2 separate regions of the Homo sapiens genome follow, and region 1 is linked to region 2. Evidence: chromatin loops called from intact Hi-C (ENCODE). Cell type or tissue: ascending aorta. All regions are shown on one strand. Each heading gives the region's core, and the rest is flanking DNA. Links, peaks and the distances in the headings are about the cores only. Region 1 has its middle 6.9 kb from the start of KCNJ3. Region 2 has its middle 74 kb from the start of KCNJ3.

Region 1 (11,312 bases), core at 1,086-9,085, 68 kb before region 2:
ACCTCCGAGCCTCAGTTGAGCCTGCAGTGTCTGGCAGCTCAGGAAAAGCGAGCCCCTCCAATGAGAAGCGGCTCTAAATCTGCTCCCAAACGCCCGCCAACTCTCCTTCCTCGCCCCCTGCATCAGTCAGAAAGCCCCCAGTAAAAAGCAAATGCTGCTCTCTGAAGGAAGAGAAGTACAATATGTCTCTGTAACTGGGCACTCGTTTAAACGGATGCCTGGATTTGGGGTTGCATCATAAACAGAGATCCCAACTGGCTCTCAGATAGGCATATTCAGAACTCAAAGTTGCAGGAAGCAGGAGGGGCCTTAGGATGAGAACAGAAAGGAGAGAAACACTAATAGAAATCCTTTCTGCAAATGGCTCTATTAGAAAGGCTCAGAATATCTAGAGTTAATGTGTGCCTATAATTGAAGGAAGAAGGCTGGATTTTAATGGCCTCAGCCTGGCAGTTAACTTAATGGAGGGGCAAAGTGCAGAAATAGCTAATAGAGTGCCCATGAGTAAATACCAGCTTGTTTACCACATTTCACGTTTGCTTTAAAATGCCATGGTATCTTAAGGCATATTTCAGTCAGCCCAGATACATGAAGTTGATTTTGTTGGAAAATCATCAAATCATGGCATTATAAAAGCAAAAGGCTGCTATAAGATTCCCATGGAAAGGAAAATAAGTACATAATTACTCTATGCATTCTCTGCCAATAGGTACTCCTCTCTACCTCTCTACTTATAAACCAACTGCAGGAAAGTGCATGTCAGGTTGTCAGCCATAAGCAGGGGACTCTCACTGTTATTTGGTTAAAACATCTATCCTCAGTTACAGATGCTTCTCCTGCCAGTTCGCTGATAAAAGGTCAGTAACTATCTGTTTGTTCTCTTAAAATTACATAAGAAGGGAAAGTGACACCGTGGGAAGTGGAAACTTCTCTGGTCCTAGAATCATAAGACCTGATTTGAGTCGCGTCTGTGCCATTTACAAGCTGTGTGACCTTGAGCAAGTAGCTGAACAACTTTGAGACCTAATTTTCTCCCCTGAGAAATTGGGAGTTTGAACATTTTCCTAGTGTTGGTATGAAAAAAGAGAGTAAATGTGTTTTTTTTATTTCTGCTATGAAGGATGTTATATAGTGGGCTATAAAGTTGCAACAAGACCAAGAAGAGATTACAAATGAGCTTTTGGAGTTGGCAGCATGCTGTGAACTAACACCTATACTCTCATCTCATCTCTGACTACTCTCCCCCAAGCTCATTATGCCCTTGGCAGCTTGGCTTCTTTCAATTCCTGATACACACCAAAGCATAGCTCCAGCCCTGGGCCTTTGCACTAGATCTGTTCCCTCTACCTAGAAAGTTCTTGCTCTGCCGCTCCGTGTTGCTCGCTCCTTCACTCATTCAACTCTCAACCTAAATGCATCCTTCTCAGGGAAGCCTTCCCTAGCATCTCAGGTATTCCCATCACATCAACCTTATCTATGTTCCTCATCTCACTTTTTTTTTTAGCTACCATTTTCTTCATTTGTTTGTTGTCTTTCTCTTCCACCATTATCAGTTGTAGCATGTAAGCTGTACAAGAGCAAGGACCTCATCTGTCTTGTTCTCTGCTATGTCTCCAGTACCTAGAAAAGTATCACATACTAGGTCCACAATAAATATTTATTAGATCAATAATATGTGCCAATCTATATCACTGGAAACTTTACATGCATTGAAGCTCTCTGAGTAATATGGAATTAAATAAAAGTAATGACTAAATCAGATCACTTATATGGCAATATAAAAAACATGTAAGTTTTTGTTGAAAAAGAGTAATACTTCCTATGCTCGTTAGCTTTAGAAATGATACTGAATCAGGTTCCAAGTCTTTTTTATTGTTATTGCTGCAATATCCCTCATAATTCCCCCTCTCTTTAAAAAAAAAAAGTCACTACTGTTCTTCAAATTCTCATTTCAAGTTAGGCCCAACTCAAATAACTTTCTTGTCTTTATTTGGTTTTCCTCTCCTGCAGACTGCCCAGGATAGTAGTACTAGATCTCTCACCTTAAACCATGTGTTTAGTATTGTTATAGAAAATAAAAGTTCTCCAGTTATTTCATCTGGAAGATCTTAAAACATTCCCACTTTTTGAAAAACACTTTTTCATGAAAAACCTTTGCCATTTTCTAGCAACCAAATTTATAAACAAATAAGTTTATACTTCAGGAGACATGGTCTAGTCTAATCCTCTCATTTTACAAGTGAGGAAATTGGGGATATAAAGGCGAAATAACTTGTTCAATGTCACAGAGTTGATAAGTGGAAACAGATTTGACCACAGAACAATATGACTGTAGAACCTGGATGCTCTACCGTCCCTTACCAGGTAGTGGCAGAGTAAGAAAAGAGCCTAGGATTCCTGATTCGTGGCAAAGGCCTTCTTCCTTTATAGGCCTAGCTTCTCATGCAGGTGAAATCTAAGATTCTCCAACACATGGCATAATCTAGCTTTCCAAATTATCTCCTACCTTCCTTTTAATGGGCACTTTGCTCTAGCCAACTTTGACTATTAGGTATTTCTCAAACATGCCCTATATTATCTTCATTTGCTCACTTTTTTTCTCATCACTTAGAATATCTTTTTTCTACACCTGCAAAGTTCAAATAATAGGCACTAGTATGTAAGGAAAGGGAAGGACTTCTTCATATTTTATTTCAATTGCTATTGATGTCATAAAGTTTTTCCTTATATACTCCCACTAAGAGTAATACATCCCTCCTCTGAACTCTCATTTCCCTAGATTTGCAATGTGGCATTTTTCACATTCTAACTGGTATTTCAGCTTAGAATTTATGAAGATTCCCTCTGAGCACCCTGAGCATCGACTTCTTAATAATTTGGTACCATCCGGTATTCCATGATCCAAACTGGCCTTACGCATGATAAACACTTGATAGAGTTTTAGAGAGAACCAAAATTTATTAAGAACCTACTTTAATGTGCCAGGTAATGTGCTTAGAACTGTACAGGTTAGCATTTATATTACACAGATAGGCAGTGAAGCAGGGATTCCAAAACACATCTGCTTATTGTCAAGATTTCTATTCTTTTAATGACACAGTCCTGCCAGGGAAATTAAATATTTTTAAGGATGCCATTTTGTCACACTTTAAATGTCACTGAGGCTTTGACCTATTTGTGACATTGAGTTCAACTCCTTGAAAATGTTCACAGATGAACCAAACTCATCTTTTCCTGTGAGGGCAGCTGCTTCCAGGATGAGGTTCTGGAGGGCAGCCAGCCCCGTTGTGCAGAGGCCAGGAGGATGTGTGGGGAATGGATGATGGAAGGCCTCCTAATCAGGTGCTGTCTGATGAACTGAAGTGAAACACTGCAAGCAGAATGGGTCAAAGGAGAGAGAGGCACACAATTTCAGGCCAGGCCACAAAGCCAGAAAAGATCTGGAAAATGTAACTGCAGAATACAAAATCATCTGGAGTCTAACATTTAAAGATAGGGTGGTAGATTACGAGAAAACTACCATACAGTTCATGAGGGTGGGGGGGATCAAAGCTATATTTAACAAACTCGGCTAGGAGCAAGCTACATATTTATTCTGCCTGGAAAGTACTTCTGGCAGTGTCTTATTTGCTGTGTCCAAAATTAGTAATATCATGAATAACTATAACTTCAAAAATGAAGAATATGATTCTGTGTTTTATACTTTCTACATGCACTTATCCTATTATGTAACTGAACGGTGTGGGGAAAAGAGTATATCTAATATGAAAGAAAAAACCTCTGCCCCTGAGAAGTCCAAATTCTAAAAATGACTTAATCGGCCAACTGTGACAAAAGCAAGGCTTTGAACATCTCAGTATCCCTGGAGTCTGTCTTCTCGTCATTCACTTATTGCCACTGTGACATACCACGTGACAGTCTGCATGGCCAGAAATATTAATTACTGTCTGGGGAAGATGGTATTATATTTAATACTCCTTTACTCCTAATCCTACCATTCTCCAAAAGTACAATGAAGAGATGGGCAGGCCTGGGGATCTAATGCTTTCATACATCAAAAGGTGACACATTCCCATTGCCACCATAAGTTTTGCTATATCTGGGAAGAGGTCACTCTTTGAAATTCTATATGCAATTTTGGGAAATAGAATGGTGTTCCTTTTTTTTTACCCTCCTAAAAAAGAATGCTGAAGTTATTTTCTCTCTTGCCAAAAAGAGAAGAAAAAAACGAGAAGGAGAAATCAGTTTGAGATTTGATTGCGCAGACGTGAGAACAGAGGCATTGCCATACCATGGCAGATGACTCATCCAGCCTTTAATCTTGGCTCCAAACCCTGGCCTCTGCCTGAGGATTCGGAGAAAGGCAATATGCCATTCTAACTTGTAGACCATTTATTTAACAAGGTTTTCCTGACTTAAACCTTCTCTTTACTGCAAAGCTGTACATTGGAGTATGCTGATTTATGAAATAATAAGGACTTTTAAAGTCTTCAAGAGCTCGACATCTGTTTAAAAAGAAATAACTGTTTTATCAGACCTAAAGTTTTTTTTGGCAGGGCTTCAAAGAAAAATAACAATTTCCTATTCTCATCTAGGTACATGGAAGTTATACTGAGGATTTCTCCCCCTGAGAACACCAATGAAGTCGCAGATGTCAAAATATGTATAAGAATTTTGCCTAATTCAGTACAATAAACCCTTAATGTGCACAAACCATGTATCTAGCACTATGCCAAGGTTTGTGCAGATCAGAAATGAAGAAATTATGTCAACAAAATATATTATGACAATATGTATTTTTTCAAAATAATAATGACAATAATAATAATCAATACAATGTGGTAAGTACCTAAAGGAAGAGGACTGCTTTATTTGCATTCAGAGGAACAAGTAAGTCCCTTCAGGAAATATGGCTCTGGCTAATGGGAGTTTTCCAAACCTATCAAACTGGAATCACTTACATTTGGTTCAGCATTAAATTCTCTCTGCTCAGACTACTTAATTTTAGAACTCTGAGAACGGATTTTTAATGACAAGATTTTTAAGGGTAAGATTTTTACACAATTAGAATAAAATAAGAAATAATTTGTAACCATGTTATAGAACCTTTCAAACATGTATTAAAATTCTGGGAGAAAAATACAAACAGTAGATTTTAGAGGTGGTAAAATTTTCACTCTAATATTCTGTGTATGTATATACAGAAAAGATTGCAATTATTTTTCAGTAATTGGAAAACAGTAATAAAAGTTTTAAACAATGTTTAAAAATATTAAGGCAGATAATAACGTCAACACAGCTTATCTGGGAAGCAGATGCTGAGAGAAAGTTAAGAGGGGAAGTTTCTTAGGGTTCAATGCCTAAAAAAGATAAAAGGCGAAAGAAGAAAATGAAGCAGAGACAGACTTCAACTGTGATGCAGAGCTGACACCTGTGAAAGGAAAGATGGAGAGGTATAAGAAGAAGAATTGAGTAGAGAGGGACTCAGACTACGATGTAAATCAGATGTAAGTCAGATAAAGTCTTGGCTAACTCAATGGGGAGCTCCCGAGCCCAGCGTGCCCATTAGAAGAGTACCACATTGGGAAAAGATGGCCTGGTCCTAATAGCCCACCGAGTTGTCAGTGGCTGGGAGCTGCCCTTGTCAGTCCTTGTCTTTAGCTGAATGCTGCTTCAGATCTGGAAAGGTGCTGTAACTGGAGGCCATGAGCTAACTGCATGGCCTCCAGGTGAAAGGGCAAGCTCTTCCTGAAGGAAGATCCAGTGGCATATCTCCATGGCTGCCAGACAGAGTAGAGAAATGGAACTTATCGGTGTCTCTTCAGAAGTTTTGTTACAAATATCCAGAAATATTTCTATAATCTAATCAGCAGATTATGAATATATGCATTAGACTTTAGTTTTGGTGCAATCACATGAATTCCATTTTGTGGAGTAAGAGGTGACTGGGGTATAGGGTACAACCCATAGCCATCCATGTTCATCTTTGTTTTGAATATAATTGGCTAGAAGATATACATATATCTATGTAACTTCCTCTAGCATCCTCCAGTATGGAGGCTGCATTAAGACTGCATGAAGGAGAGGGAGAGAAGGGAGAAACAGAGCAGCTGGACAAGAGGACAGGTATAGGGAATAAGGGAGAAGCCAGTAAGGCAGGAAAGACCCTCCGTGACAAAGGGGCAGGGAACAGAACTCAAACATTTAATGGCAGGTAACCCAGGTTAGAATGGTAAATTGAAAGGTGAATATAAAGGGAGAATGGTGAAATGAATTTTCTGAAATTAATTGCTGTGTTTATAGTTTTTAGCCATGCATCGGAATCACCTCAGGACTCCACTCCCAATCAATTATATATCTGGGGGAGGACCAAGGCGTTGGTATTTTTCAGAAGCTCCACTGGTGATTCTGACAGCACAGCTAGGATTAAGAAACTGATCAATGGGAACGGCATGCCTGTTGCAGAGGAGCTTCCCTGGGAAATGTCACACACAGAACATCAATCTTCCTTCCCCACTCCTGAGATCCCTCATTCTTTGGCACCAGGAACAGTTGCAATTAGTAAACCCTGGTTCCCTGCTGTCTCACAAATCGCAAGAGTCCAACGTGTGGATATAAACTTTTGTTCATGGGAGGATCTTTCTCCCAGTGGAAAAGCAACTGGGAAAAGCAGGACACACTGCACAGTGACTGCAGTTTCATCCAATGCCACCACCCATGCAGGCATAAATAATGAACATGGATGGGGGAGTCTGGAGCTGCTGAATTGTAAGGCTCATAAATGTTTAAACTTTTTCCATTAATAATATTTCTGCTTTCTGTGTACGTGTATGTAGAAGTTCTGTCTTTATAATTCTCACCACTTTGCATCATACTTTCCAGGAGGAAGAAAGAACACAGAAATTAAAATTCTCACAAAGGTTACCATTAAGCTAGAGGAAGACCACACCACTGTGTGTCCACAAAGATACAGAGCCAGGCCGGGTTCAGCCATGCTGGTCATCTGCTCTATATAATACAATTATTTAGAGATGGTGGGTAGAGAACAACTACAGAAAAAAAAAAACTGCCAGAAACTAGAATGTCATTTTTACACACTCATTTGTAGAATTCCTCCCAGTTTTTACTGAAGGGAACTTTAAAATGATTTTCATTTGGGGAAAGAACTGTTTTGAGTTTACCCTATAAGATGGCCACTAAAACTCACCCACTTTCATGATTACCCAGCCATCCTCAGATCATCTTCATGATTTTCCTGGAAATAACGGAAGAGGCCCTGGGGATGATTTTATTGGTAGAGTGGGAATGTATTAAAATTCTCTACTTCCTTGTTACATGGTCTTTCCTCCACCCTACAAGGTGTGTGCTTGTAACTCAAATTTCCATTTGAGTAATTAGCAATTATTATTTAAAACTAACCTGAAAATAAAAATTGTATTCAATTCATTCATAGGGAGCATCTACCTATTTATTATTACCACATAGGTGATGTGACTCTAGAAACATCTTGGTATTCAAATAGCCAATTAAAATATAAAATGTAATGATTTTCTAAAGCTACTCGTTTTCCTTCTCTCATCTCTATCTACTAATTGGAAAGTCTATTCTCCAAACACAGCAAAGATGATTGACAGAATTCTAAAAATACACAAATTTCCCTATTAAAGAGGGTGAATGGATGTTAGCACTGTATCAGACACATAATATTAAGGAGATACCTGCTGTTTAACATTAACATTCTGTGTAGTTTTTGTTTTGCATCAAACAGACATCAAAAAGTGAATAAAAACATGTCGTGAAATTACCAAATAATAAATTAACTTCCTGGATACAAGGAAGTTATTTTAGCAAGTTCTTTTTAATAAAAGCAAAGAATGGGGATGTAACAATTAGAGAAATGTGGAGGAAAACATAAGAAAGTTGGGAGAGGGAGGTTAAATCTCACTTCCAGTTATCAGTAAAGTGCACATTCTTTTCTGTATTCTGTGAGGCTGGAGGTGCTGCTGATAGAATGTCCTCACATATTCTGTCAATGCCAGGATGCAAACATCACTAAATAAACCCTCGTGTCAAAATGTCACATAGTGATTATTTATGCTTCTTGACAACATCAATGAATGACAAGGCTGCCTCTACAGCTGTGAAAGGTTGCATACCAATTGTTAGAGGTAACATAGATGAAGGACAAAGTAGTTATCAGAATTCATTTAAACTGTGCTATTAAATTGGATATATTTGCAGTAGCCATCACAGTAAATACTACTGTGATTCTCCTGAAAGAATATTGCCTAAACAATTTAACGCAGAACATTTCCTAATTACCATGCATTTCTGAATCTCTGCTACCATGTAGATATTCATACTGAAAGAGAAGTGTCATTTCTTTTTCTTCTTTAATTTGTCATTGTTTCCCAGTGTTCTTGCTTCTGGAATTGAATTTGAAGTCCATTTTTTAAGGGTACTGCAATTATTAACGAAGTCTGGCATGATAATGTCTCAGCAGAATGTACACAACGTGACTAAGATAGTTAACGCCTTAGTTGTTCCAATTCCATATTGCTTCCTGTTCCGAATCTACTAATGAGTAATAAGAGATGTAGCACTAATCAATGGGACAAAAGCACGCATTATGAAAATACTCTATCAACTCCATCAGTAAAATTTGTAAGGTAATTATAAATTTGTTATCAGACATTTTAAATTGTTACAGTATAATTAAAAGGTATTATTTTATTGGGGATAACCTTCCACTCTGTTAATCATACTAAAACACTTGATGCTCAAAACACAATTCAAAGTTACCTTAATCAGCGTGAATTTCAAGATCCTCTTAAAAATGACCTCTGATACTACCCTGAGATTACTGGAGTGTAAATCCTTGCTTTGCACTTTCTGGCTGTGTGAACTTAGGCAAATTACTAAATTTGCTGTTCTTGTATTTTCTCACTGTTAAAATGAAATAGAAATAGCACCTACCCCTGTGAGGTAGTTTGATAAAAGGATTAAATGAGAAAATCTACATAAAGCATAGTGCCTAAGATCTGTCACACAATATTTTCAAGATCCATGAAAACAAATTCTAAAATTATCATTACTTGAAAATAAAATCCACATGGAGAACTTCTAATTTGCCACTAAGCCTACAGACGATTTCGCAGCTATAGAAATAAAGTGAAATTAAAGCAATAACTAAGTTCAAAAGAGTTCTGTGTCCTCCCTTCTTTATAACATTCTAGGTTTATAAACTGCAAACTATGTTTTCTCAGCTCAACTCAACAGAAATAAGAATGTGCTTGCTTTTACTCTCTACGTTTTCCCATTTTCCTGTTACTTTTTTTTTATGTTAGCTGTGTCTGAAATTCTCCTACTCTGACTTTACTATCTCTGGTTTCATAGATACATTAATTCATTTTTATTCATAATATCTTTGCATATTGATGAAAGGGAAAATCCACTTATGACCATATTCCACAACTTAGGAAATCCTTGCCTTTATATAAAAAAGAAGTGGCTTCTTAGCTACCCAACAAAACTGTCACGCCCTCCAACTCTGAACAACCACAAAACTACTACAAGAAGCAAAATAAAACAAAACTTTCCTTAAGTTTTTCCTGTAATGAAATGGTGGAAGACTTGTTCACCAGAACACTTAAGAAGTGAGCCTGGCCAGGCGTGGTGGCTCACGCCTGTAATCCTAGCACTCTGGGAGGGCAAGGCGGGCAGATCACCTGAGGTCAGGAGATTGAGACCAGCTGGCCACCATGATGAAACCCCATCTCTACTGTAAAGTACAAAAGTTAGTTGTGGTGGCAGCCGCCTGTAATCCCAGCTACTCAGGAGGCTGAGGCAAGAGAATCGCTTGAACCCGGGAGGTGGAGGTTGCAGTAAGCTGAGATCACGCCATTGCACTCCAGCCTGGGCAACAGAGTGAAACTCCATCTCAAAAAAAAAAAAAAAAAAAAAATGAGCCTGTCAGACTCTGGGACATTTGACAGTGGATAGAACTATCTCAGGGAGAGGTCTGAAGAACTGCCTTTTACTTCTGAGAGGAAGAAGGATAAGAGGAAGAGAAGAAGAGTTGGAAGAGGTGTCAGCACTAGGAGAGGAGGCCTGTCACTCTGGTAGGTGACTCTTCCCCATGATGGTGTTCAATGTTCACAAAGCTAAACTGTCTCATGATTTTTCTGAAGCCAATGAATTACCTAGACTTCACATTCACCCTGATACGAGGCAAAGCCAAGGCAGTATTTATAGGTACAACAGCTTAAAGGTAAGGAGACACAGGAGGAATTAAACCCTAAAAACTCAAATAACTCTCTTTGAGGGTTTTAGATTGGATTAGGCCATAGGTTCAAGTCGAGTTGGAATAGTTCTCTAAGAGACAAGGAGACTCCCAGATGACTCTTGCTTTATAAATTGATTTCAGGGTTTTGTTTATTTGTTGCTAGTTGTTTGGTTGATTCATTTAGAAATATTTTCCTCACTAAGCCAGAGACCAGGCACTGCACCACATCAGCTTTTTCACCATTAACCTTTCACTGTGCTCTATGTAGGTTACAAAATAACACAATAGGAAAAACATTTTGAAATTAAGAGATAAGGGTGGACCAGGCTATTAAAATAACTATGCAGATAACAATCTAGCAACACTCACAGAGTATTTCAAATAATGACTTTAGAAACTAAGACCACCAAAGATAATAACGCACACTTAAATTGGCGCTATTTAAAGGCAAAATAGCTGTACTATAAAAAGTGTCACTGATACGTCAATTCTACGTGCCTTTCAAACAGTATGAAAAACTGTAACTATAGCGTATGCCTCAAAAAAGCAAAGACTGTAGCAGTGATAAATATATACAATCTCCTGAGAAAAAACTTTATACACATATTTTAGGGCAAGAAAATTTAATTTTCAAAAGTGTATTAGTCCGTTTCACACTGCTGTAAGGAACTACCAGAGACTGGGGAAGTTATTTAAAAAGTGAGGTTTAACTGACTCATAGTTCTGTATGTCTGGGGAGGCCTCAGCAAACTTACAATTATGGTGAAAGCAGAAGAAGCAAGCACTTTCTTCACAAGGGGGCAGGAGAGAGAGAGGAATTGTGCAGGGGAAACTGCCACATTTAAATTATCAGATATCATGAGAACTCCCTCACTATCATGAGATCAGCATGGGGGAAACTGTCCTATGATCCAATCGACTCCCACCAGTTCCATCCCTCTACATGTGAGGATTACAATTTGAGATGAGATTTGGGCGGGGATACAGAACCAAACCATATCAAAAAGCAAGGACACTTAAAAGTAAT
Region 2 (11,312 bases), core at 1,960-9,959:
AGAACACTTAAAAAAAGAGAGAAAACATCCAGTTAAGATCAACAAAAATTTTGCCAACCTTAATAATAAATTATAAGTATTGAATTAACTTATTTCATAAATTTTAAATTTTGTTAAAATTGTGCATATTAAAAGTGACAAATGAGGGCTGTTTTTACTACACATGACAAAACACAATGAAAGCAAGTTTGATTCATAAGTGATAAGCCTTGCTGATGGATATCATGAATTATTAGTGAATTTTGGCTTATTTGCATAGGAAAAAAGAAAGAGAGAGGGCTTTGGATTTTGAAATAGATTGACAAGTAGTTGAGATATTCTTTTAATCCACCACAATACTCAAGTGTCTTCACATCTAACCAAGATGAGACCCATCAATATTCTCAAAGAGTACATTGAAAAGACCGTACTTTGTCCTTTGGCAGCAATCTGCCATTTCCTTTCATGAATTATTATAAAAGAAGAATAAAGTAATGAAAATGTTATTGTGATTTGTACATACATATATGTGTGAGTTTAGTTTCTTGAAATATCGTAACACAAAGAAGAATACAAAAGTTAGCAGGATGTTGGATCTTATAGGCCATGTAATTTGATTCCATTTTCAAAAATTTATAGACTCAGTGCAATAATATCTTACTAATTACACAGTGAAGCAGCAAGGCAATTATTAGTATTTTTTGTAAACACTTTCAAATGTATTGTCAGAACACACAGATTATAAATTGTATTTCAAATTTACCTGCTTTTATTTAAAGAAAATATTACCTATGTATGCACATATAGCATACATATAATATAAATATAGTATAGGTATATTATGTATGTGTGTATAAAATCCTCCATTATTATAAGAGCCACTTCAGGTGTGGCTAGCATTCTTCTATTCTCCCCTGCCTTAGGGATACACCAAATGAACAACTTGTAGAACACTGCTCTTTGAAATGATCAAAGTAGTACATAAATATATAGTTTTCTGAATGATTATGTAATTGTTTTAATAAAAAAATCAAAACACAAAGCAAACAAAACAGGTAAAAAATAGTAAGAGTATTCAATTCCTATGATTAACTTCTATAGAGTTTACAAAAATCGATGCAGATTTTTGTGAGAACATGTACATATTGACAATCTACTGAATTTGCAGGTGAATACAACAGGTTATAAATGGTATGTACTGTATAATTCTATTTTTATAAAGCTCTCTTTTACAGGGATGGATGATTGTATCCTATGTTGAGACTTGTCATCTGTAATGCAGTACACATTACCAGCTTACCAATAGGTGGTTCTTCTCTACTTCTACAGTGGACTTAATAGTTAATGCCTGATGGTGAATGAAATGGACACAATTCCTTCTTCAGAGAGCTTCTCATCTAATGGAAGTAATATATTTATGAATTATAAAATATTTAGCACTTTGATGAGTTCTGGCAGATTAAGATATCATATAAAATAAGCAGAGTGTGTAATAGCATCTTGGTCTAGTACAGAGTCTCAATAGTCTCCCCTAGCTAAGTGTTTCCGGGGTGGACAGCAGAAACTAAGTAGAAGTTGACTAGTAAAAGTAGAATGGGATGAGCTAATAAGATGTTGACAGAGAAGAGAATAGCAAAAGACTTGAGACATATGAAAATATTGCATGTTTGAAGAACTGAAAGACATCCAATATGGAAAATTGAAGGAAAAAAGATGAGTAAATGTACCAAGATGGAAGTGGAGAAACAGATAGGAGTAGGAATAGATTAATTAGGGTCTAGCATGACCAGTTAACATAGCTGTTTTTTTTATTCCCAATGCAGTGTTTCAAGCAGGAAATGACATGAGCAATTGGAATTTTAAACGATATCTCTAAGTACCATTTAAGAGGAGATTGGAATAGAGTAAGAGATTCAAGGAGACCCCCTTAGGCGGCTACTGCAATTTTCCAAGCAATATATGATTATGGATTGGACTGTTATGGAGAAATGGATATGGACCATATGTAAGACATTGAAGAATAAACTCAAACAAGAGTCAATAACATATTAAAGATGAGAAAGAGAGGACTGTTTCAAGAAATACTCTTTTTCTGACTGATAAGGCAATATGAATGGTGGGGATAATCAGTGAAAGAAGGAGTAATGGAAGAGCATTGAGAGTCAAACTGAAAGGTAGTCATGAGTTTTAGATGAATTTATTCTCAGAATAAGGCAATTAAAGCCCAGAAGCAGTTGTGCAAAAACAATTCAATTGAATCCCTCACTTTGCAGGTGAAGAGGTGAGGGCCAGAGATTATAAAAGTGTGACTTTTTAAGCCTTATATAAAATATGAATACATATGTACATACATTTGCAAAAACCTAGTACCATGTTGCCAAATTGTCCACTTTAGAATGAATATGTGCCTATAATCCGTTATTCTGAAATATTTGAAAATTCATGGTCAAAGAAACAACTTATGATTTTTATATAATTTCCTAGAAAAAGTATAATGGGAAAACAAACATCACAACCCCAAATTTAATAATTATTGAAAAATGGATGAAGGAGAAATAAAAAATTTAAATTACAGAATTATAAATCTCATTTTCCCACTAGCTATACATTGCCAGCACATAGGACAATACTGTTTAGATGGCCAACACATAAAGAATGTTACAATGGAAGATATTTTTGAACAGCAAGCACTAAATTTATATTTTCTAAAATCGAAATTGAGGCAGGCATGGTGGCTCAGGCCTATAATTCCAGCATTTTGAAAGACCAACGTTGGAAGGCCATTTGAGGCCAGGAGCTTGAGACCAGCCCACGCAACATAGCGAGGTCCCATCTCTACAAAAAATTTAAAATATTAGCCAGGCGTGTTAGTGCCTGCCTGTAGTTCCAGTTACCTGGGGGGCTGAGGTGGGAGGATCACCTGAACCTGGGAGCAGTGATCGCACCACTGCACTCCCACCTGGGTGACAGACCAAGACTCTGTCTCAAAAAGATAAATTTAAAATTAACCTTAAAAAATTAAAATAGCAATTCTGTAATTCTGATATTGATAAAGTTGGAAGGGAAATGGCTTACTCTATAATTTAAATGGTTAATTAAAATCAGAACATCAACATAAAAGTTTTTTTATATATTGGGGTATTTTAAAGCTTTTTGTTATATGAAACTCAAAGAATTGAGAAAGTGAAGTTTCTAATATAAATATATACTAAAGCAAAACCTTAATTTTAATAATAAGCTTGATACTTTAGAGATTAAAACTTCTGTACCAAATATGTCAGGTAGGGTAATGGCCTTACTCCTTAGAATTCATGAACTATTCCTTCAAGTGCCAAACCACTTCAACACATTTCAGTACTGGCAGGGATGTATATACAAACGCTAGCAAAGACAAATTATTTAGGATAGCCATTCAATCAGTCCAAAAATGTAGAACAAATATTAAAATGAACTGAATTAACTTCCATATATATATATATATATATATATATATATATATATGAATTTTCTGTCTCATATATACATATATATACATATGAAAGAAAAAGTCTCACTCTGCGCACTCTGTCACCCAGGCTGGAGTGCAGTGGTGTGATCACGGCTCACTGCAGCCTAAGTCTCTCCAGGCTCAGGTGATCTTCCTACCTCAGCCTCTCAAGTAGCTGGGATTACAGGCATGTGTCACCACACTCAGCTAATTTTTGTATTTTGGGGGTTTTGCCAAGAGACAGGGTTTTGCCATGTTTCCCACGCTGGTCTCAAACTCTTGGGCTCAAGCTTTCCTTCTGCCTTTGCCTCCCAAAGTGGTGGGATTACAAGCATAAGTCACCAGGCCTGACCAACGCCCATATATTTGATGCCACTGCTACATGGGGGACACACTGTGTTGCACATTGTTAATTCCAATGGACATAATAAAATGGTTACGATTCTTTAAAATTATGTGTATATAGTATCTGTATGACCTTCATTACAGCACACAACAAATCATTTACCAAGTGCCTTTAATGTGCCAGATCCTGTGCTAGGGTATGTTAAAAATGAGAAAGCTATAACTTCTCTTCTCAGGAATTCTTGGTCTAGTGCACCTAAAAATTATGAGACTCTAAAGATACAGGCTTGAAAAATGTAGACTATGAGGATAAAAGAGAGCCATGAAGAAGAAACCATAAGGAAGAGGCACTTTAAACCTTTCCCACTGAAAGCAATATGTTAATTCCTTAGTCAGCTCTACAATTCTCTGAATGAGGAGTGTGTGTTTGTGTGTGTGCATGTGCCATAAACACCACTGGTGGAAGAACAAGAGAATTCCAGTTCATAAGTAGAAACTGTGGAAATGAAGGAAAAGGAAAAACTGCAGAAACTACACAAGGCTAGACTTCACTTTCCATATTCCTATTTCTTGATACCTACCCGAGAGTCACGGTCAGAAATCACAGCTGTTCCATAACACTCTGAGGGCATGATGGTCTGATACATGACAGATTCATCTAAGAGAGGATCCAGTACACATTCTATACATAGAAGTTTTGCTTCATAAAGAGTAATTAAGAAGAGGAAAAGAAAAATTATGAGCAAATATTTATTGAAAACTAAAGAAAATAGAGAGACACTTATTATAGCACATATTGAGAAATACACTTGAGAACAATTGTACCAGATGCCGACTTGCAGTATGCTCTAGGATAAAAAGGAAAAAAAATGAAAATGGTTCTCCAAACCCAAGGTAAAAATGAACACAAAGAGTAATAACACTAATAATATTTGTAAATAATGAACTCAATTACAGAAGATTTTTACACTCAGAGTCCTGGTGCTCTAACATTTTTAGATATAAATTTGGTTAAATTTCTATTTTAAAAATGATTCCTTCTATAATCTACCTTAATATATAGTAATAGAACAGCTCAAAAGCTTCCTCACAGAAGGTTGCCACAGCAACAACCCTTCGATATACATGCACAAAATTGAGGGGAAAAATACAGGTAAAATGCAACGGACTATGAAATAAAACAGTTAATTTTCAAGGGAGGAATAAGAAGTCAGAGGGAGATGGAGAAAGAGGAAAGGATCAGATTGCAGCATGGATAAACTATTTTAGCATTGGTCATTTCTGGTTCCATACAGCTGTGGATACACCTCCAAAAAATCTAACACAGAGGAAGGATACTCCTGAAAGACAGGCAAGGATAATGGACACAATGATGATTTTTGAAGTAAGAGCAGGAGAAAAATTGTGTCCCAAGGGCTGGCCCATATCCAAACAGAACTAAAATAAGATTGATACACACAAAAAAGGAAGCTCAGTCTACCTTTATTCCTAGTTGCCCTTGATGCCAAGTATTCATATGCCTTTGCCAACATTTTAATGTTTTGTACACTCAAGAAAATTTGACTTGAAGAAAGCTCTGCATTGAGTTTAGCTATTTCACCCTCTTTTTGAACCCTTTGGTCCCAGTGAAAGAAGACTTTCCTGGCACAATCAAGCCAGATAAATGTACAAGCGAGGCAGTACTTGACTTAAATACTATTACTTCCTGCTGCTTCTGGTGACCTCTCCTACCCTCATATTTCTACTCTCTGGTGCCTAATATCGGTGGATGCACACTGGGCAGCCTCCAAAATTCAAGACCTATCATTTTATCTCATCCCTAGAATTTTCCACCTGTGTAATTTTCCTTTTTTCATTATTTGCACTGGATTTCACATTGGCCTGTTTCTTTTCCTGAGGGTCATGGTAAATAACTTTAATCAATCGAACAAGAAGGGCTAACATTTACTGAGATACTATTGATGATTTATGCTAAGCCCTTTTATGGTATTTAATACTTATGACTGTACTATGATGTTGATATTATTATCCCCACTTTTAAGGTAAAGAGTGTGAGTGTTCAAGGTATTATATCACTTGAATAAAGTCACACAGTTAATATGTGAAAGTCAGGAATTGAGTCCACAGCATGACTCCAAAGTTTAATTTGCTAGTCATCATACTCACTGCTTCCTACTGACTAATCCATTTGAAGATTTTCATGAGTCGTAATGCTCTAGGGTGGCCTTCTCTTCCTCTAAACAATATTTTCTTTTTTCCAAGGAATCTTCAGTGCATTAATAGAACTGATTAGGAAGCAGATTTTGATTGAGATATGTTTGACTCAGTCTCTCAAATTTCACTGTGTATGTGACTGTCCTTTCCATTTTCGCTAGCATTTTTGCGCCTCTGCTCTCAGCTTATGTCAAGGATACTTTTCACCGAAATCCAAGCATCTGTCTGTCTCATAGAATCCAGTGCTCAAGTATGTGTGTGGCTGAAGCTTTTCTGGGTGACACACTGCTCCCTCTGCTGGACTGTGGAGGACAAAGAGAAAAAGCATCTTCAAATCCTAAAGTTTTACATGGTGCCTAACTTACTTTACAATTTTGGAAAAATTAAGAGAGGCAATGATCAAAAAAATATTCAAGGGTATTTTGGCCCCAGATAGCTGAGAAGTAATAAGGGATTCCAATGAGGTCTTTGCCTAGCACAAATGTGTCTTCTGTGACTAGGTTTTATTTTTATTTAGGAGGCACAGCAAACGTATGTTTTCAACATCAACAGCAGAAGCTTGCAATTGTCATTGTGATCTGTTTTGCAGATAAAGCTGGCATTACTAGCTTAAACTTCTGCTATTTGTGAACCATTCCTGGCATGTAGACTGCACGTGCTTTAATCTGGGAATGTTTTACAATCTAGAAAAATATTAACATGAAAGAATATGTATTGACATGGTAAAGCAATTTATAGCAAAGATAATCTAAGTTTACTACAATACAGACAAGATACTGAATAACGTGTAGTGCAAATATGGCAAGAATAGTAGCTGAGTTATTTAAAACCTTAAAATACAGTTTAGCTCATATGAATTCAAGTAACATGGCAAGATTCATGATTTGTTAATTTTATTCATTTATTCACTCAACAAACACTTATAATGCTCTATGTGATAGTCTCAGAGTTGGGTGTAGAAAACATTTTTTTTTATATATATCCCTGAAAGCAAACCCAGAAACTAAGATTTGTTTGCAAGTTATTTCCTTGGGAAGTGATCCAGGGAAACACCTGGGTAGGGGAAGTGGAAAGCAAAGAGAAACAGGGAAAAGATGAAAACTGATGAAAGGTACATTATTAAGCATTACTGTGGGTCAACTAGAATTGAATCAGGCTGGTGAATTCTGGTAGCCAGTGTAGAGCACGTTCATCCTAGTTATCCTGCCTGAGGAGCAAGAGGGCTGGAATATGTATATACCAACTTTTAGAAGTCATCATTTGAGGGCTGAACCTGGGTTGGGGGAAGGGAGGGATTAATTCTCTAGGATCTCCACATGCAGTGCATGTGACTAGAGTGCACAGGTGCTAGAGCAAGCCCAAGCAAAGAACGTCCAGTTTAGTGATTCAGATGGTAAGGCCCAGGGGACATAAGGAGGCCAACTATACACCTGCTAGAGAAGACCAAAGTGGTTAGGACATAATAACTGACCTTGAAGAGCTCACAGTCTCTTAAGAGATGGAAGTCAGGATCACAGGAGATTGCCCTGAGTTGACCTGGTTTGACCTGAAGAAAGAGAAGTACCCTGCACCATTTGTGATTAAAGGCAAGGAGACAGAGATAGTTGAGAATCAGATAAGGTTATAGTTAGAAGTGTAAGCAATTGATGAACTAAAGAACACAGGCCTCATCTACTAAGGAAGTAGGACCTGGGTAATCACCGAGAGTCAGGGAGAGAGTACAGCGAGAGATGCTCCAAGAAGGGGAAAGGGAGACAATCAAAAACAATTAAAAACCAATCAAATGTAATAACAGATAAAGGAATGTAGAAAAGCTATTTGTAAAACCTTTATTAAACACAATTTTGGGATTCTCTTGAACCACATACATAGAGGTAGAAGATATTTAATGAAGACAGAACAATAGATATATTTCTTGACTTTCCTAATGTCATCTCAGTCTCTAAAGAATCTAATTTTATTCTTAGCACTGTAGAACACTGACATTACTAAGCCACATCAAATCACTCACTCTTAAAATTTCAGCAGATGGAAAGTTGTTTAAGGGAAATACTTTCCATTCTTTATCTACTACAATCAGTATTTTCTCATTTGCATTCACTTCTTGCTTGGACCACCAGAAAGACATATGCCTGGATCACATTATCTTAGTGCTTCTTAGTATAATTCTCACTGAATTGTAAACACTTGTTGTATCTTCAGAATTTGTAAAGTAGTTGAAATAGTTATAGTAAATTTGCTTCTATATTTTTCATAAATTTATCATTGATGAGATTGCCTTTTATATGTCTGCTTCAAAGTCCCATGTGAAAAATTTTATTTCAACTGAATGAATTATATATATATATATACACACATATATATGTCCTCCCTTCTGATAATAAAATACTGCAACTTGTTTTGCCAATCTTACCCTGGTTAAAAGGAGCTTGGAAACTAACATAAAGGCAAATATATGTGTGTGTGTGTGTATACACACACACACACACATATAAAACCATATGTATTTTTACATTTATAATATATATCATATTAAAATATATATCAATTAATAATTAATAATATCATTATATATAAAATATATAATTTTATATTATATATAATATTGACCACTTGTTTACTAGTTAGTGATTTTCTATTTTTATTATCATTACCATTGTAAATTTTATTTTATATGACTGAAAGTTACTTAATAAAAAAGTAAGTATAAATGAATTATAAAGTGAAAATTATTTTTGAAGCAATGTGATTTTTTAAGGTATGACATAAATATCCAAAGGGACATCCACCTCCTCCTGCCCATGGCTATACATAGAATGAAACTACTTATCCTATTTATATTAGCTCCATGGCATCACAATCCTGTACTGCTATGTCCTTAACACCAAACATCTTCAACATAGCGATGTGATTTACAGTCCTCAGGGAATCTACGATATAAATGTATCTGCATTAGAGCTTCAGGAAGTAGCTTATTTCCCACAACTACACACCCAAGAGTGGGACCCAGATTCAGTAAGACCCTGGTTGCCACTTTAAGCTTATCAATTTATCATATCCTCAGAATAATCCCAAAAGGTAAAACCCATTTCATAGAAGCTAAGTAAACTTACTAGTAAGAGAATGGGTCAGGATTCAAACATAGGTCTGTCTGAATGTAGACTATAATGTCTATCAAAATACTTTATTATGACTTTTACTTTCTGACTGAACAGTTAATGGTATGAAAGAAAGAGAAAGAAAGAAAGAAAGAAAGAAAGAAAGAAAGAAAGAAAGAAAGAAAGAAAGAAAGAAAGAAAGAAAGAAAGAAAGGGAGAAAGGAAGGAAGGAAGGAAGGAAGAGAGAGCGAGGGAGGGAGGGAGGGAAGGAAGAAAGGAAGGAAGGAAGGAAGGAAGGAAGGAAGGAAGGAAGGAAGGAAGGAAGGAAGGAAGGAAAAGAAAAAGAAAGAGAGAGAAAGAAAGAAAGATGTGTTGTTGTTAGAGTTAAGCTTTTGTGTCAGTTTGTGTCAGCTTTTGTGTCAGTTCAGCTATGCCCACATAGCTGGTAAAACGTTATTTCTGGGTGCGTCTATGAGGGTGTTCCTGGAAGGGATTAGCATTTGAATCAGCGGACTGAGTGAAGAAGATCTGCCCTCACCAATGGGCTCCATTCAACCTATTGAGGGCCTGAAAATAATAAAAAGGCAGAGAAAGGGCGAAGTTGCTCTCTTTGCTTAAACTGAGACATTCATCTTCTCCTGCCCTCAGACATCAGTGATCTTGGTTCCTGGGCCTTCAGACTCCAGGACTGACACTAGCAGCTGCCTGCTTCTCGGGATTTTGGCCTTTAACTGGAAGCACATCATCAGCTCCACTGCTTCTCAGGCCTCAGGTTTTAACTGGAGCTATACCACCAGCTTTCCTGAGCCTCCAGCTTGCAGAAAGATTGTGGGACTTCTCAGCCTCCGTAATCTTTCATGAGCCAATTCCTCCTAATACGTCTCTCTCTTTATATCTTTATATATATTATGGGTTCTGTTTGTCTGGAGAACTCTAATACACACATGTATTAATACATATTCAATGAATGACTGATGACTAAAAATATGAAAAGCCTCACTATGGCACTTCTAGCATAGACCATTAATTGTGTCACATCACTAACTATTCTTTTTTTTGGGGGGGGGGGGGTGGGGGCTGCGGAGTCTTGCTCTGTCACCCAGGCTGGAGCGCAATGGCGCTATCTCAGCTCACTGTAAGCTCCACCTCCCGGGTTCACGCCATTCTCCTGCCTCAGCCTCCCGAGTAGCTGGGACTACAGGCACCTGCCACCGCGCCCGGCTAATTTTTTTTGTATTTTTAGTAGAGACGGGGTTTCACTGTGTTAGCCAGGATGGTCTCGATCTCCTGACCTCGTGATCCGCCCGCCTCGGCCTCCCAAAGTGCTGGGATTACAGGCATCACTAACTATTCTTATCATGCAATGTGACATTTCATTCTTAGGTGCTTTTAAAGAATAGTTTACAAGTCTCTACAGGGCTTTTTTTTTTTTTTTTGCCATGTCATAGGGAATTACTAAACTTGTACATGTCTATTTTCTATGGAAATAGAGATTAAGTCAGCTAGGTAGATGGCTCCAATAGCAAGGCTGAGGCACATGAGGAGGGGGTAACAACTGACTATGCTGGCAGAACTAAAAGCAAAAAGATGAATGCAGACAAAAGCGCATATTAGCATTAAATGGTCTCAGCAAAGTAATCATATAACTAACAGAGTGAAAGCATCTCTCCTCTGCAGTTTGGGTGAAAAGGAATGCTAGCTAGTAGACTTCTCTAATTTGCACATCTGCAAATCAGTGTATGAAGGAAACAGTACACAGTCATTTACACTGAGATAACAAGTATAAGTACAGCCACTAACAGAACATCTCATCACAAGAAAGTGTTGGTGACTAAAGGTAAATGGTTACTATTTTCCAAGGTCAGATGATTTCCTTCATCCTTTCACTGATGGTAATAGCAGTTTCACAGGTCATGGATAGTGCAAAGAAGCATCACTTAAAACATGTGCTGTCCTTGTTTGTAAATGATAAAAAAAAAAAAAAGTAAAATGGTCATAACAACAGTATTGTGCATAATGAATCTTTTTCATTGAAAGCAGTTAAAATTCTAAAAATCCAGAACCCCGAATCTCACACCATAAGCTAATTCTCTTATTTTAGAAAATATAATGAAAACATTCTAGAAAACATAATGAGTAAACCTCTATATCTTTCAAGCAAAAGCTATTATTTTCACAAATTATCCTTG

What was found. A loop is a pair of places that touch in the nucleus more often than their neighbours do. Peaks named below come from ENCODE experiments on the same cell type or tissue, not always from the same donor. Only the 100,000 strongest peaks of a DNase experiment are listed, where the experiment ranks them.
Region 1: a loop joins it to region 2, with 2.8 times the contacts of the local background. A loop is called at or near these places in 9 of 110 quality-filtered maps.

Annotation. Positions count from the first base shown.
Region 1 is chr2:154,686,140-154,697,451 of GRCh38, reverse strand. No RefSeq gene overlaps it. Among named protein-coding and RNA genes, the nearest start is that of KCNJ3, 6.9 kb to the left of the region's middle. In ascending aorta, for the core only: no CTCF peak of the experiment used is centred there; a DNase peak (open chromatin) is centred at 4,311.
Region 2 is chr2:154,619,010-154,630,321 of GRCh38, reverse strand. No RefSeq gene overlaps it. Among named protein-coding and RNA genes, the nearest start is that of KCNJ3, 74 kb to the left of the region's middle. In ascending aorta, for the core only: a CTCF peak has its summit at 6,320 (motif pointing left); a DNase peak (open chromatin) is centred at 6,291.